Linked DNA regions of Mus musculus: all the other regions are linked to region 3. The links are chromatin loops, found by intact Hi-C in ENCODE. Cell type or tissue: left cerebral cortex. All regions are shown on one strand.

What was found. Hi-C counts contacts between places; a loop is a spot of excess contacts. Peaks named below come from ENCODE experiments on the same cell type or tissue, not always from the same donor. Only the 100,000 strongest peaks of a DNase experiment are listed, where the experiment ranks them.
Region 1: a loop joins it to region 3, with 5 times the contacts of the local background. A loop is called at or near these places in 8 of 42 quality-filtered maps.
Region 2: it touches region 3 in a loop (2.1-fold over the local background); 2 of 42 quality-filtered maps call a loop at or near these places.

What each region holds. Positions count from the first base shown.
Region 1 is chr13:39,181,273-39,186,272 of GRCm38, forward strand. No RefSeq gene overlaps it. Among named protein-coding and RNA genes, the nearest start is that of 5033403F01Rik, 220 kb to the left of the region's middle. In left cerebral cortex, a CTCF peak has its summit at 2,522 (motif pointing right); DNase peaks (open chromatin) are centred at 2,525 and 2,757.
Region 2 is chr13:39,819,576-39,824,575 of GRCm38, forward strand. A230103O09Rik (RIKEN cDNA A230103O09 gene) reads left to right here and starts at 4,604. Exons shown (of 2, transcript NR_167690.1): 1 at 4,604-4,831. In left cerebral cortex, no CTCF peak of the experiment used is centred here; DNase peaks (open chromatin) are centred at 2,470, 2,607, 4,018 and 4,563; H3K4me3 peaks cover 878 bases.
Region 3 is chr13:40,731,897-40,736,896 of GRCm38, forward strand. It overlaps Tfap2a (transcription factor AP-2, alpha), which reads right to left and starts at 1,899. Exons shown (of 7, transcript NM_011547.5): 1 at 1,774-1,899. The coding sequence starts at 1,824. It overlaps Gm26688 (predicted gene, 26688), which reads left to right. Exons shown (of 3, transcript NR_125899.1): 2 at 1,515-1,884; 3 at 2,126-3,266. In left cerebral cortex, a CTCF peak has its summit at 2,098; a DNase peak (open chromatin) is centred at 2,206; H3K4me3 peaks cover 330 bases.

The DNA of each region.
Region 1 (5,000 bases), 1.6 Mb before region 3:
TTTAGAAATGTAAATCCTAGGCCGCTCCCTAGACCTACTACAGTGCATAGCTTTATGTTAGCTTGACACAAACTCAAGTCATTTGAGAGAAGGAAGCCTCAAGTGAGAAAAGGACTCCATAAAATAGGGCTGTGGGGCATTTTCTGAACTGATGGTTACCCATTGTAGCTGGTGCCATCCCTGGGCTCTATAGGAAATGGTCCTGGGTTCTATAGGCAAACAGTCTGAGCAAGCCAGGGGAAGCAAGAAAGTAAACAGCACCCCTCCATGGCCTCTGCATCAGCTCTTGCCTCAAGATTCCTGTCTGGTTTGAGTGCCTGTGCTGACTTCTTTCAATGATGGACTATGGTATGTTTTGTCATAGCAATAGTAACCAAAACTATGACATTAAGTGAGTCAGAGACTCTGAATAAGTTCAGAAATTAGACTCTAAACCAGGCCTTCCATGGATTTGAAGCTCACACTCATGCCAGAGGTCACAGATGTAGCTGATCCCCATCACGTTGCCCAATGCACAGTCTTCCATATAAAGAAACAGCTATTCCCGTAATCAATCCTGATGTAGCAGTAGTTACAAAGGCCCATGATTTGGTCTGATCTAGGTTGGGCAGCAAGTTCTAGATGCCTTCTATGATATGTCTAACTCTCTAAGGGCTGGGGCCCTATTCCAGTTCTCATGATTATTCTCTATTGTGTCTTACAGGTAGACCTAGTCATGTGAATTTACTCCCATCTAGTGCTAAGGAGAGCAGAATCCATTAGTTTTTAGGGAAGGCAACAGGAATTAAGAATAAGTCAGTGTTAAATATTTTTACCAAGAAGCAAATGAATGACAAGCCAAGGTCATGAATTCATACACAGAGGAGATCATTTCTCTACTTACTCTATTCCATTGTTATTGAATATAAATACATTTGCATAGATGTTTTGCAATACTCAAAAACAATTAACGTGGAAATAAGTCAACATAGGCTCCTACTGGAATATCCAGCATGTTTGTTAATATCCACACTTAGAACTATTTGTCCTTTGATACATAGAATTCTCTTTAAAGTTAAAAGGATGTTTGCTCTGTATTAGGTGGGCCCAAAGTCTTAGTTTATAACTGGGAAAGTTCGACAGTTTTTCCTTATTGTTTTTAGAGGGGGTAGGCTTTCTGTCTTTCAACTCATAACATATAAATACTTCACATTGTTCTATTCTTGATGCCCCCCTCCAAACCACATTTGATAGCAGTTCAACTGTTCCTTGAAAATTTAAATTTACTGCATGTACCAGAGGGGTTGTATTCAAATCATCTTGTGCAACTCTTCGGTGAGCTCTTTGCTACCTCCTGGCTGTCATCTAAAGGAGAAAAGTAAGGCAACTTCTCCAGAGAGAACCGAGATGTTACTGTAGAGATGGCTGGTGTTTTGCAGAAAATTTCCGAGATATCCATCGGTCAAAATATCACTGACCAAATGCTTTTGAAGTGTTCACTCCATGGAGAGTACAGGCCCAGATATCATGCAGAAGCAGAGGCCAAAACAGTGCACGTGGTTGCACTTGTTATTATTCGTGGTAGCTTTGTGTTTGATAGCTTCTTCATTTCTAAGTCCATTTTTCAGTTGTTTTACCAAGATGTATTTGAAAGTTCAAAACCTGTATCTATAGCATAGAGGTTGAAGGCTCTTCATGTTCACCATGATGCTGTCATAAGAATAAAGCTAACACACTTGCTTAACACTGCAGGGGGTCTCTACATCTGTCCTTTGTAGATCTCTATTTTCTTGACTGGGTGTATGGGGAGTTATACAAGTTTCAAGATGCAGAGAGTGTGTAAGTCCTATCCATTAAACCTATAAGGTGGGAAAGGAAAGAATCATTATTTCCCTGTTAAAAAATCAACAGGAAATTGGAGTCTTTGCAATCACCAAACACATCCTCCAAGCCATGAAGCCTTCTCTAGTTAACCGAACCATGCTAAAGACCAGCTCTCTGGGATTCTATTGTAGAATTTGCACTATTTTCTGAAGTCCTTACTAACTAACTGACCAACCAACCAACCAACCAACCAACCAACCTAATTCGTTGAAATTCTGGTTAGCTGCCAAAATCCCATGGTTAGAGTTTACAGAACACATCAACATTGATGGAGTCCCCATCCTTCAGCTTTGTTTTTTGTTTTCCTACAGTTAAAGCAGGAAGATAAGGATTCTCGGGTAAGACCTCTTGAGCTGTTTTTGTTTTCTCTTTAGATCTTTGGACTATAGTTCTTCCAAAGGGGGAACTATAATGCTTGGAATTTTTTTTTTTTTGTAAGAAGATCCTACATGAGATGTGCTTTCGTTCTTTGTGCAATGTATATGAATCTACACAGTGGGGGAAAGAAAAGCAGCATTGTCCTCAAACAGAGCAACAGTGAAACCTAATTGTCAACCAGATTTGAAAAAGAAAGTCCAGGAAAAATGTCCAGGCCTACAAATGTGCTTGGTGTATCTCTTTTTCTCAGAACACTGGGCCTCTGACAGTAGATGGCAGTGTGAGATGGGGAATTTGAGACTTGGCAGTGATTTTTTTTTTTTTCTTGAAATAAGCCCGGTAAAATACTTTCTCTTCTTCTCTTTCTTTCTTCCATTCTTTTTAAAACTTGGAACCACTAAATTGAGTTTTCAGGCAGAGTTTTGTCTGGGTGCCAAGATCCCACCCTGGAAGGCTCTGGCAACCTACAGGTGAGGCTAAGCAAGGGTTCTGTTTGAAGTGGGGCTGTTGCCCTGCTCAGGAGCAAGATGGGAAGTATGTGTGCACAATTTATTGTCATACAGCCAAGCTAACTGCCACTCAACAGTCTTGGCAAGTCTGTACACCTCCCCGGTGAAGGCAGCTCCCCTCCCCTTCATGTTCCTCAGAAATTCATGCTGTTTAGGCCTAATACACAGAAGCCTTGATAAAGCCAAGGCACCAAAGCAGCTTCAGGGTTTCACTTAATCTTCACTCTCCTCAACCCCTTAAAAAATCTGAGGCAGGGAGAGAGGGGATTTCCAAATTGAAATCCGAATTAAATTACACTAGAAAAACGGTCACTGGATTTGAAATCATCCCTTTCCCAGTGCTCGCTCAAGTCAGGGATCCTACTCAGAAACTCAGAAATCATGAAACATACGAGCATATTAAAGCTGGTTATAACGTGTCTTCTTTAATAGTCTTAGTGTATTGGCAGGATGTGGAGTCTCTACTCACCTAGACTTGTGCAGAGCATCGTAGAAATAGGCTGTGTTTTAAACAGGATAGGGATAACTTAAACTATTTGATTTGCTAAATGATTCAGTTCATAAAAAGAGATTAATTTAATTAATCATTCTGATAGTGTCCTTACTTCACACGGTCATGACAGGATTTGAAAAGTGTATCTCATCCATGTTCCTGGCTTTAATGATTGTTTTGCTTTCTATTCTTCTGTGACAACTATACTTACTCAATTGTAGATGTCTTCTAGTCTAGTTTAATCTCAGTGCTTGTATGACAAAATGTCCATGGCTTAGCCATGTTAAGCTCCAGTTTCCCAATTGTTTGTTTGGAATAATGTCATATTTACTCCAGAGAGCCTGAGGTCGAGCACTGGTCATTCTGTCCAAATGTGCAATGAATATTATCCATTGGCATCAGGCAGAATTTGAAACATTATTGCTCCCTGTCCCTTTCAAAAATGGTGAATACTTAATCACCCTAGATGAAGAAAAGTCAAACAGGCAAATTTCATACTTAAGATGTGTTGCCTGCAAGAATAAGTGAAAGGAAAATCGAGATTGCCTTAAGATCACTTTATACTTAAGTGAGAAAACAGAATGTTATAGTCAAATCTCACCCACAGCTGGGAGTGTTTGAATATATGCATACACTTTGCATAACCAAGTCAACCAGTGCTTTGGTTACCAGGTGAGGAACAAGACTTTCAGGATGAAGGTAAAAACGGAGACATGAGAACAAACACAGTCATAAGCCACACCTTTGGTTTCATCTCATTTGGTGGGCACCTTTTAACCTGAGAGGCTGGGGGGTGAGAGCCTGGAAAAAGTAGGAAGTCTGGGGATGAAGACACTAACCACTAGCAGGTTGTGTAGCACAGTCCTGTAATCTTAGCACTCAGGAAGCTGATGCAGGGGGAATGCCAGGATTTGAAGCCAGTCTGGGATACAAAGTGAGTTGAAGGCCAGCATGGACTACATAGAAGATGATGTTTCCAAAGAGTATACCAACAAAGCAACGCCCCTAGCAATCTTTGTTTTGTTTTATTTTTATTTTTAGGAAGTTGTCTACATGGGGCCTCTATGTTAACCTGGATGGAGACTTGTTGAAAGATTGACAACCATGTCATGGTTGAATACCAGGATGCTAGGATGCTATTTCTTAAACTCATCACTTTTTACATTTCTGTACTCCCTTAAGTTATTCATTGTTTTATTAATATAAATAAAATGCTTTCCTCTTGTTTTGTGACTTTGACAAATTGCTACATAGCCTTGTGTACTTTCCCCAAGAAAACGGAAAGCAACACTCAGAATATTTCAAGATAAAACGACTTAGTACTCATGGCAGTTACTAGGTCAGTCGTAGGCACTTGGTAGGTCAGTGAATATAGCCAGGTGTGAAAAGCACCTTCCCAGTTAGTAATGATAGAATCAGACAATTATAGAATGCTACGCTTTAAAGAACCCCATAGCAACCAAAATTTCTTTTTCTTTTTTTTTCTGTTGTATATAAATTTTATTTATTTATTTATTTATAGATATTTCCTTTATATACATTTCAAATGCCATCCCGAATGTTCCCTATACCCTCCCTCCACCCTGCTCCCCTACCCACCCACTCCTGCTTCTTGGCTCTGGCATTCCCTTATACTGGGGCATATAAAGTTTGTAATACCAAGGGGCCTCTCTTCTCAGTGATGGCCGACTAGGCCATTCTTTTTCTTATAAAAGCAGAAGGTAATGACTTGATTGAGACTGCTGACATGGGTTCTA
Region 2 (5,000 bases), 910 kb before region 3:
GGAGGTGACTATGGAAGGAATAGAGTCAGGTAGACACATGGAGGAACTAGAAAGATATAAAGAAAGGGGAACTATGTTAAGAATGGCTCAACCTTGATCCTTGTATGCGCAAGAACAGATAATTTAAAATTGACAGAAAGGCAAAATAAAATGATACAAATTCAGAGCAGATGGGAAATGGAACAGCAGTGTTTACATATTTGTGTGATGTTAACTGTGAACTTTATGCATGGAAAAGTCAACATCCATGAATCTAGAATCTTACATTCACAATATTTTATTGGATATCTTATAACTAATACTGTTGTCTTATATAATTGGTACATGAAGTTGGAAGGCAATATGATTATCTTTATCTTACACATGATTAGAGACTCGCTTGGTTTTGACAAATATAATACTCTCACTAGACCATACGTTGCTTTTTGCGATCCTTGGTTCATTTTCTCAGGTATGCTTTATGGCCTTTTGACGTATAATTTGAAATCGTTTTCTTTTCATTAAAGCTTCCAGAAGGATACTTTTCTGGCTGCTTTATGAAGAATTGCTTGCTTTCTTCTTTTAGGGACTTCCCTACTCACACGTGAGTTTAGTTTCCTTATGATTCAGCTGCTTGCTATCTCTCCTGTTCTTATTTCAGATGTCACACCTTCAGTCATCCTGCTGTAGCTCGTGGGTCATATCTGTTGAGTCTGGTCACTCCAGCAAGATAGTCTAATTCACTGTTCATTTTTGAAGAGATATTATGTTTTCAATTCTATCTAGAATTCTGTTCCTTCTTTGCTTGGTACACCTCCCTCCCAGAAGCTTCTATTGTTTAAGTTGCTTTTGAACTTTTTATATTTGTATTGATTTTCAAACTTTTTTTTCTTTTTCTTTTTCTTTTCCGTTTTTCCTTTCCTTTTCTTTTTTTTTTTTTCTTTGTAGAAACACTTGGGTTTGTGTCTTTATTTTCAGAAATATTTTGTTACGGACTTCCTGTTTTGTGAGCAGTGATTTCTGAAAGATCTTTACTCCTTTTAAGATAACATTGTATGATATTGGCCTTCATTGTTCTATGGTTGCTCTTTTTTTTTTTTTTTTTCTCATAAGCATAACTTTTAGGAGACAGTTTTATTTGGGGGGGGGGGAGGGATGTTGCTTTTTACCTTGATTGAGAAGTTCCTGGATGGCTTTAGGACCGTGTTCTGTTGACTTTGGGAAATGGTTGAAAGGCACGAACTACCCCGGCATCAACCCCAGCATACACAATCACAAACAAACCTCTAGTCATGGCTTGATTAAGGAAGAGAAAAGATAATCTCAAAATCGTTATGGAAACACAAAAGTTCCAAAATAGCCAAATCAATGCTAAGCAGTAAGAATGCTGCTTGGGCTATTACTACACCTGGTTAAAGTTATACCACGAGCCATCCTGAAGGAGGGACATTTTAAGAGTCAGAGGATGATGAAACTGGGAATGTCCCCATAGGTTCGTGAGTGTAAAAACTTGGTCCCCAGCTGGTGAAACTGTTTGTTGAAGGAGATGTGTCGGGCACAGGCTCTCCTGCCAATCTCTAGTTCTCTCCCTGCCTCCTGCTTAGGATGTTGAGATTTGAGCTCCCAGCTGTCCCTTTGCTCCACCATCATGGACTCTTGACAGTCTGGGATGGTCAGCACAATGAAATATTTTCTTCTGTAAGTTTCCTTGATCCTGGTGTTCTGTCACAGCAGTAGAAAAGTAACTAATGTTCACATGTATGGACATGTGCAGTAAAACAGCATTCGCCAGGCATTAAAACACTGTCAAGCACAGGAACAAGTCAGAGCTATGACTCCATACACAAGACATGGACAAGATCAAGCCAGCCAAAGAGCCTAGCACAGTTAGGGGACGGTCTCAAGAAATTCTCCATCCTCCCTCAGGAGCTATAGGCAACTAATGGCTGTTGGGGATGGACTGTTTGCTTTCCACAAAGAGGCCTCTGAGAGGCTGCTTATATTCTAATAGGTGGTCCTATATTCATTGATGTAGAGGCAGCACTAAGTAGACAATGTGGTTTTTAGAAAGAGCACATAAATTTAGGAGTAGAAAATGGTAAGGGAGAGGAGAGAGGAACTGGAGAGGGGGATCGAAATGAATGACATGGATTTATAAAATTCCCAAATAAAAAATTAAAGTCAGAAAACAAATGTGTAATTTCATCGTTCTTCTAACTTCAAAATATCCAGATGCAAATTAAGATGGCCACCATGTTACTAGGTGAAACAGTCCCTGCTCTTGCTACTGCGTCTGTGGTCCCTCATGGCCCCAGACATCACGTGGAGGGTGACTCTCTTTAGTTTTCCTTTTCCTTTCAGTTCTCTGGTATTCATCTTGCCAAGTTTCAGTTTTATTTTTAGCGATTGTATTTTAGAGTCAGGCCTTTTCTTGGACTAACCAGTCTTGGCTGGTTGGCAGGGATGGGGGTGGGGTGTGGGGTGAGGAGAGGAAGGATGCCTAAGCTGGCTGAGCCTATTTCTGAAGGATGTGGCCTCCCAAGCCACCAGCTCTACTCAGGTGGCTCAGTGAGTTCTTTCTTAAGTATCTCTATGTTGCTTTGTTAAACCCTAGTTTCCAAAGACAAAGCATTTTCCCAGTTTCTCTTGCTCCTGCTATTATTATCTTGCACACAGATGGGGAGTGTGCAGATTTACAGTTGTCTGGAATGTCTTAAGCATCCGCTGGCATTTTATAGTTTGTGGGAAATAGGAATCACGCACGAGAGTGACTGAGGTAGTAGCAATAGAAATATGACAATTATTAGCAATATCTTGCCATAAACCCACAATTCAGCTTATAATTTTCCTAAGTTCATAAAGCCATTTAAAATTCTGTGTTTTATTTCTGATTTTAAAACTAACTATATATTTTCAGATCAATCCTCCACTGAGTTTTCTTAGGATTTTATGCATTGTACACTCAAGTTTCCACTATGATAGCTGGCTGATGTCTCTCAGAATTGTCTCCATGATCAGCTGTTTAGGGTGAGGCCAATCACAGCACTGCATGCCATTGTGTGAGTTCTGACTATATTTACGGAATCGTTCAGTATTTATATTTCATGTTAAATAACTGCCTTTGGTGTTTCAAGTGTGTCTTTAAGTACACATACACTTATTTTTCATAAATAGTATTTAAAACACCTGAGTACACACATACACACACTTTACATTTCAAAAATAGCATCATTTCCTAAACTATAGCTTGTTAAAACTGGGTACATATATAGAGAAAGCTTGTCATTTAGTAGAGTCCTACTTTACAGTGGGTTAATGCTAGAAAAAGGGAATAAATTGTGATACTTAAGCAATGTAGCCAGAAATTGGTACTGTATCTCTTTAGCATCCTTTCGTTGGTGAATATTTGGAAAAAATAAGTTGAATTTTAACATGGGAAAATATTGTATTCATGAGCACATTACATATAAGAACCATGTATGTAAATGGCTATATTTATAATTCCAATTTCATATTTAAAACAAAACAAAAATACACAAGTCCAGCCACATAGGCATCTCTGAAGGGTGTAGAAAAACTAGAGAGAACGACCGTGTGAAGACTGTCCCTGCTGCGCCCTTCTCCCCTTCTGTATTCACAGTAGATGGAGCCACTTAACACTGACCCCCACACTCCACCCCACACTAACCTCCCGAAAAGTTACCCAACCCCGTAAGGATCCACAGAGTCATAGTACCACCTTGGAGATATTTCCAAGACTAGAGTTAGCCAAACGATTCTATTCCATGTTTATGCTCCATACTAGACACGGAAAAAAAAAAAAAAACACCCAAAAAACAAAAAAACAAACCATGATTGCCCAGGCACATCCCCGGTGTAGCCAGTGGGCCAGCCCAACCCAGTCGATGCCTTTTTCAGAATCAGCCTGTTCCTCAGCACTTGCCTGGCTTGTTAAGCAGCCTGGTATCTTCACCCATGGAGACAGCACTTGAATGGCAGGCACCGAGCCAGTGTTTACCCTGTGGGGCTCCTGAGGAGCACCGTATCTGTCAACACTTCCTATCACTCTCCCATTTATGCAAACCAATTCTCCCCACCCCCACTGTTTTTTTCCCCCTTTTGGCTTGATGCATTCATCGCCAGACTGCAGACACCTAGTTAATCCATTTAGAAGCTATCAGCTCTGTTCATCGGCTCATAAACCTATTACCTTGGAGGCGCAGTTCTGAGGGACACAGGTGCCAGGCCAGGACACAAAACCCAATTGAGCTGTGTAGCAGGCAGTGTGGGGCTCCTAATCACGATTCTGCCTGCACGGGGACCTCCCCGTGTTCCGCCGTAGCAGGCACTTTATTAAATATCGATTTAAATCACGTCCTTTAATCAAATCTGATAGAGGACCTTTTTCACCTTCGCCCCTTCTCAGTTCCTCCTCACCCTCCTTTTCCAATCAGCCGGTCTGGTGACATCCAGAGCCCAGGAATGAATAGTTAGCAAGCCTTTCCCCAGCAAAACCCTCTTCAGCAGTAATGAGGCATTTGTGGTAATCGGGTGATGAAATGTAAATGGCAGTAATGAGCACAATTACATCCACTAGGGAGCCATCGGCGTGGCTTCTTTCCTCAGATAGATGAGGGCTTTCTCTGCCATTGCAGGCTGAGACTTCTCGGGGCTGCTGGATGGAGGCGCGGGCTGGCAGGAGCGGGAGCCCAGAAGCCAAAGCGGTGGCCTTGAACTCCAGGCCAAGATGCGCATCTACCAGCGTCGTCTCCCCTCCTCCCTCTACTTCCTCCCAGGCACGCCAGCTGCGGGGCTTTCAAACCGCGCCCTCTTCCTGCTTGAGGAGCTCAAGGTGAGCCTTGGGCCTGATGGCTGCACGGAAAACCTCTCTACATGTCAGCAGAGCTCAAAGCCAAGAGGTGGGACGCTTGCCAGGGAACACAGGGGCCATGCTGCTGTTTGTGCAGGCTTTGTAGTCAAGCAAGGAGACCCGACAAGTATGCAGGCATCTCCCGGAAAGG
Region 3 (5,000 bases):
TTTTTTTTTTCTTCTTCTTCTCTCCCATCCCGGTCTCATCACACCCCTCTCCAACCCCTCTCTCATGCGCCTTCAGAGTCCCTCTGGGGGGTTCAAGTTCATCTCGCGCCCTACCCTCGAGTTTCCTTTGGTGTGTTGAGCCACACTAAGATTCTTAACGCTTCCACTCAGGGCGCTTGTACCCCGAACTGATTTCGGGGTTCCAAGAAAGTGAAAAAACCATCAGCTAGAGAAGGGAGCCCAGATCCCTAAGGGGGAAAAACTGCTCTTAAAGAGTCACAGTAGAACCTAGCCCTGCCGGCAAAAGTCACCCTTAGTCTAGAAAACAAAGCTGTCTGGTCCTACATGGGGTTCCTGGGCCCCTCTCGGCGCACCACAGGAGTCCCCAGAGAAGCAGGGATATTGGTAGGGATGCCTGTCACCTGGTGTCCCAGGTTGGGAGTGGAGAGGGATAAAGGGAAAGACGGAGAGGAGAAAGGCGAAAAAACCCAGCATTTTAAAAGAAAAGGGGGAGGGAGCGGGTGACACTTCCCTCACGTAAACCCAGTTTCTAATTTCGAGTGAAGTCAGAATTTTTGCCTCTGCGCGCCCGCGAGCAGACGTTTTAGCCGGAACCCCTAGCTCCAAATGCCGAAAGGGGGGGGGGGGGAAGAAAGAAAGACAGACAGACAGACAGACAGACAGACAGACAGACAGAAAGAAAGAAAGAAAGAAAGAGAGAACAGCGAAAGTCAAGGCTACTACAGATTTGGATAATCACGGGCTTCCCACCCCTCCGTCACACCACTCGCTGATCAGCCCCTTTCAGTGGGGTATGAAAAAAAAAAAACCCACACACACACAACAGGCTGAGGCCATCCCTCCCCCACCCCCCGCACAAGCCGTTGGTTCTTTTTTCATGCCTCCCTGACTGTCCCAAAAGTTATGCTCTGAGGCTCTGGGTTTTAAAATGGGTTCCCAAGGGACGGCCCTCTCTCTGATCCCAGCGGACTATCGGCAACTGGAGACGATCGGCTGTCGCCCCAGGATTTTCAGGGTCCCGCCGCTAAGCACTGGCAGGTAGAAGGGGGATCCCTCCCCCGTCCCCGACTCCCAGAGGCCGGTAACGCACCCACACCCAACCACCACCACGGGGTGTGTCCACCCCGAAGCTCGGCGGGAGAAACTCCTTAGAACTTCAAGGACTATAGCAGCTAAAGAGTGACACCAAGGGCTGACGTGTGGGCTCCCAAGCCGAACGTGCTTTACAGGTCAGGGCGAAGTGTGTGCGCCCTTCTCCAAATGCAAGAAGGGAACGTCTTTAGGGAGAAAGAAAAGAATGAATGAAAAAGGGGGTATTAATGTCAGGGAGGGAGTGAAAGGGGGGACATGGTTTTATTTTCTTCCTGCTACTGTAGGCACCCCCAGGATCTCGCTCAAACACACCAGAGTGCACAGGCACGTGCCCAGTTGCCAGCTTTTTTTTTTTTTTTTTTTTTTTTAAATCCAAGCTCTTCTCTTCCTTCCACTCTCAGGCAGAACCAAAAGTAACCAGGAGAAAAGGGGAAAGAGTGGAACACGAGCTTCGAAAGACAAAAGTGAAAGAACCGAGATCCATGTCCACTATCTCCAGCGTCTCCCCTGTGCTATTCGGGCGACATGGAGGGGTGGGAGCTGCGCGGGTGTTAAGTTTGTCCCACTCGCATTTCGCGTGGAGAGAAGGAGGAGGAGGAGAGGGAGGGTCGATCTCCAAGCCTGTGGCCGCAAGGATGACTGAGTCGGCGCCGCGCTTACCTCGCAGTCTTCGTACTTGATATTATCCGTCAGTTTCCAAAGCATTTTCATGGATCGGCGTGATCGGATTTGCCCCTCTGCGCCTCGCACCCCAGCGGAGCTACTCTCTGGGTTAGCGCAAAGTGCGGGCTGCGGGCGGTGAGCAAAAGAGGAGGAGGGGGGGAGGAGGAGAGGAGGGCGAGGAGGAGGAGAAGGGTAGGAAGGGGGAGGAGGAGGTGGAGGTAGAGGAGGAGGAGGGCCAGGAGAAGGGCGAGGAGGGAGGAGGAGAGAAGGGTTAGAGAGCTCCCGTGTGCGCTCGGAGATCTCCCTCTAATGGTAGAAACTTTTCCCTTTTCCTGCTCCTCGCGAACAGCCTAATCGCCTCATTAGCATATCAACAATAGTCCAATTGCTCGCCAGGACCACAATCTGCCGCCGGCCGCTCCGACCCAGGTATAAAGGCCTCTTCTAGCCGCTAACTTGCTCCTAGAGCACTTGCCTGCATGCCAGCCTGCAAGCCCAACAACTCTTCCTAGAGCTCCAGCACCCTCCCTGTTCGAGCGTCCCCTATCCCCAATTTCATCTCTTTCCCCTTCGCCTGTCTTCGGGTCCTGCTAGCCAAAGATGCTTTGGATAAAGCTCTGTACTACGCAGGGTACCAGCGGCGGCGCCTAGGGACCAACTTTTAGTACCCCACCTCCCACTCTTACTACAACCGCCACTATCTGCCTTTCGTCCCCGTCCGATTTTATTAGAAATCATTATCCCTTTCGCAATGAACCGTAGCCACCAAACCAGGACCAGCAAAGTCACTCCAAGAATTTTGCCCAACTAGAGATCGCCTCCGCTCACGGCTGTTACCCCCTCGGGCTGCAGCGCCCTGGGAGTTTTATTAGCTTTGCGCTCCCCCCTCCCCCCAGGTTGGAGATTCTGCCAGCCGGCTCCGGTGGCTCGGTTGGGGTTTGCGATCTCTTAATTGCTACGTGTAAAATAAAAGTTGTACCCTGAAGAGGTTACTCGACAGATCCGGGGGTTAAATGATTTTCCTCCGGTTTGTATGAAGCTGAATCGGACTGACTATTCATCCGGGCGTTTGGACTGTAAGGTTTCCCAGGTGCAACGTGGACAACAACACAGAATTCGGATGGGGATGCACAACCCCTTCTGGAGTGAGCCAAACCGCAGACCCATGAGCTCCTGCGACTCTCCATGCGGTGTCGTACATGCATCAAAATAAAACATTAGGAACCAACTCTTCCTGTGCAAATCGGCTCCAGTTTTCCCAAGATTCTCCTTTTTAATTAAAGAAGGACGCGACCCTTTATGACTTGATGTTACTAACGCCGGCGTTTTGGCGGCGCAATGGCCGGCTGGTGAAGAACCTGAAGGCAGGAGACACCCCTTCCCCAAGTTGGCCACTCCTGACTCCGCCCAGGGGCTTACTCACTCCACCGGGACCCTTCCTCCCTTACTGCAATTATTCTAAAGTAAGATATTAAAAAAAAAAAAACACTAAAGACTTTAATGTGACACTCTGATATAGAGGGATTTCTCTGGCTGAGTTTTCCCACTAGCACTTTAAAAAATATTTTTATCTGTCTTTGTCCTGCTAATTGTGGATCAACGACAGCAGATCTCCTCAGAGACCTCTGGTTCATCTGATTCTTTTTTCTTTGGTTTTTCTTCCTTCTTTTCTTTCTTCTTTCCTTCCCCCCCCCCCACCCCAAATGTCCAGGCCTCCTCGATTTCCATAGTGAATCCCTCATGGGGAAGAAGACATCGGCAAATCCAAGTGTTTGCTAACAGGTGGAAGAAAAGCAAGAGAAGAGAACACCAGCCTCCACTCAAAACTGTAGAGGTGCAATTCTCCTTCCTGAAGACCCTGTCTAAGCTAGAGTCTCTTCCCCGAAAAGCCAGAGACAAGACCAGAGCTGACAAGTGAATTCAAAGTCTCAAGGCCCTGGGTAACCCCTAGAGATGCCTTTCCACATTTAAGTAGCACTTTGGCTGATAGGTGTAGGAACTTGGCTTCCCACTCTGCCCAGGAAAAAAAAAAAAGGTCAATTTCTAAGTAAAGCTCCGCAAGGTTTTTCCCCCAAGCTCAACTGACCTGTAAAAAGGCTTAAAACCTAGAGCTCAGTCTCTGGGAGGGGCCAGCACCTCCACTTTCCCCAGAGGCAGCCACAGCCCGGTGCCCTATGACCTGTAGGCCCGCTCCAAGGCCTCAAAGCAGGGGTTTTTACGTCCTGCGGGCTCGCCAGGGTGCTTGCGGGGAACTCGTAAGTTTCGCTTTCTTTTCCTTCAGTTGTGACCTAGGGGGAAGGCGCTTAAGGGGTTATTTGCTCTCTAACCCGACCCCCCCCCCAATCCCCTCCCCTGTCCCCGCAGCTCAGTGCCGGCGGATCTCTGGCTCCAAATCAGCTAAAGGCTACTAAACTGTAGTTATACTTCCGCCAAGGGCACCATTGACGTGTAGATTGGGCCTGCCAGCTCTGGGCGGCCGCAGTCGCGGCCCCGCAGTGTGGGCGCTGATGAAAGGCTGGGGAGAGCGGGTCGGTTGGGTAGCCCCTGAGCCTGGGAAGCACACGCTTGCCTGAGCTTCATTACCACAACTCGTCTCTTGCAGTCAGTTCTGCAGCTGGGCAGGGGCCGTGGTTCCCTTGGATAGGAGCCTAGAGTTAGAGCTGAGGATACAGGCCTGACCTGGGGGGAATGAACTATACCGAGGCAGGGACATCGGGAGTAACAAAGAAACATGGGTCGGAATGATCTTCTGTTCTCTGATTGTCAACATCCACCGAGATGAGCGATACCCAAGTGGCCAAGCCTGGTAGATCTGTTCCCATAGGTCTCAAAACCACTGGCCCTCAGCCCCAGATCCAGGCCCTACAGCCATTTGCCAACTGTAGGCTCTCCCCGCAGCAGGCCCTGACCTCCAGCCACATCTCTGTCTCTTTTCTTTAGTCACCCCTGGCTTTCAAAACCTAGCCTGAATCCCTAGAGGCCTGGTCCCAACCATAGCCCACTCTAGGCAGTGGGTACCTTCTCCTGCCGATTTCTTTAGAATTTAGCTATAACAGCATCAGGCTTCAGCACCCACAAAGAGTTAGGTACCCAGGGGGTGGGGAGAGAAGGGCGTAGGCTCTAGCGTTTGTGTTTGGTGTGAAACTTTCATCCTTAAACAAAGTCAGTTTAAGTTTGAGGAAGGAATATCATTTAACAGGTTTAACTAGAGGAAGAGTATAAAA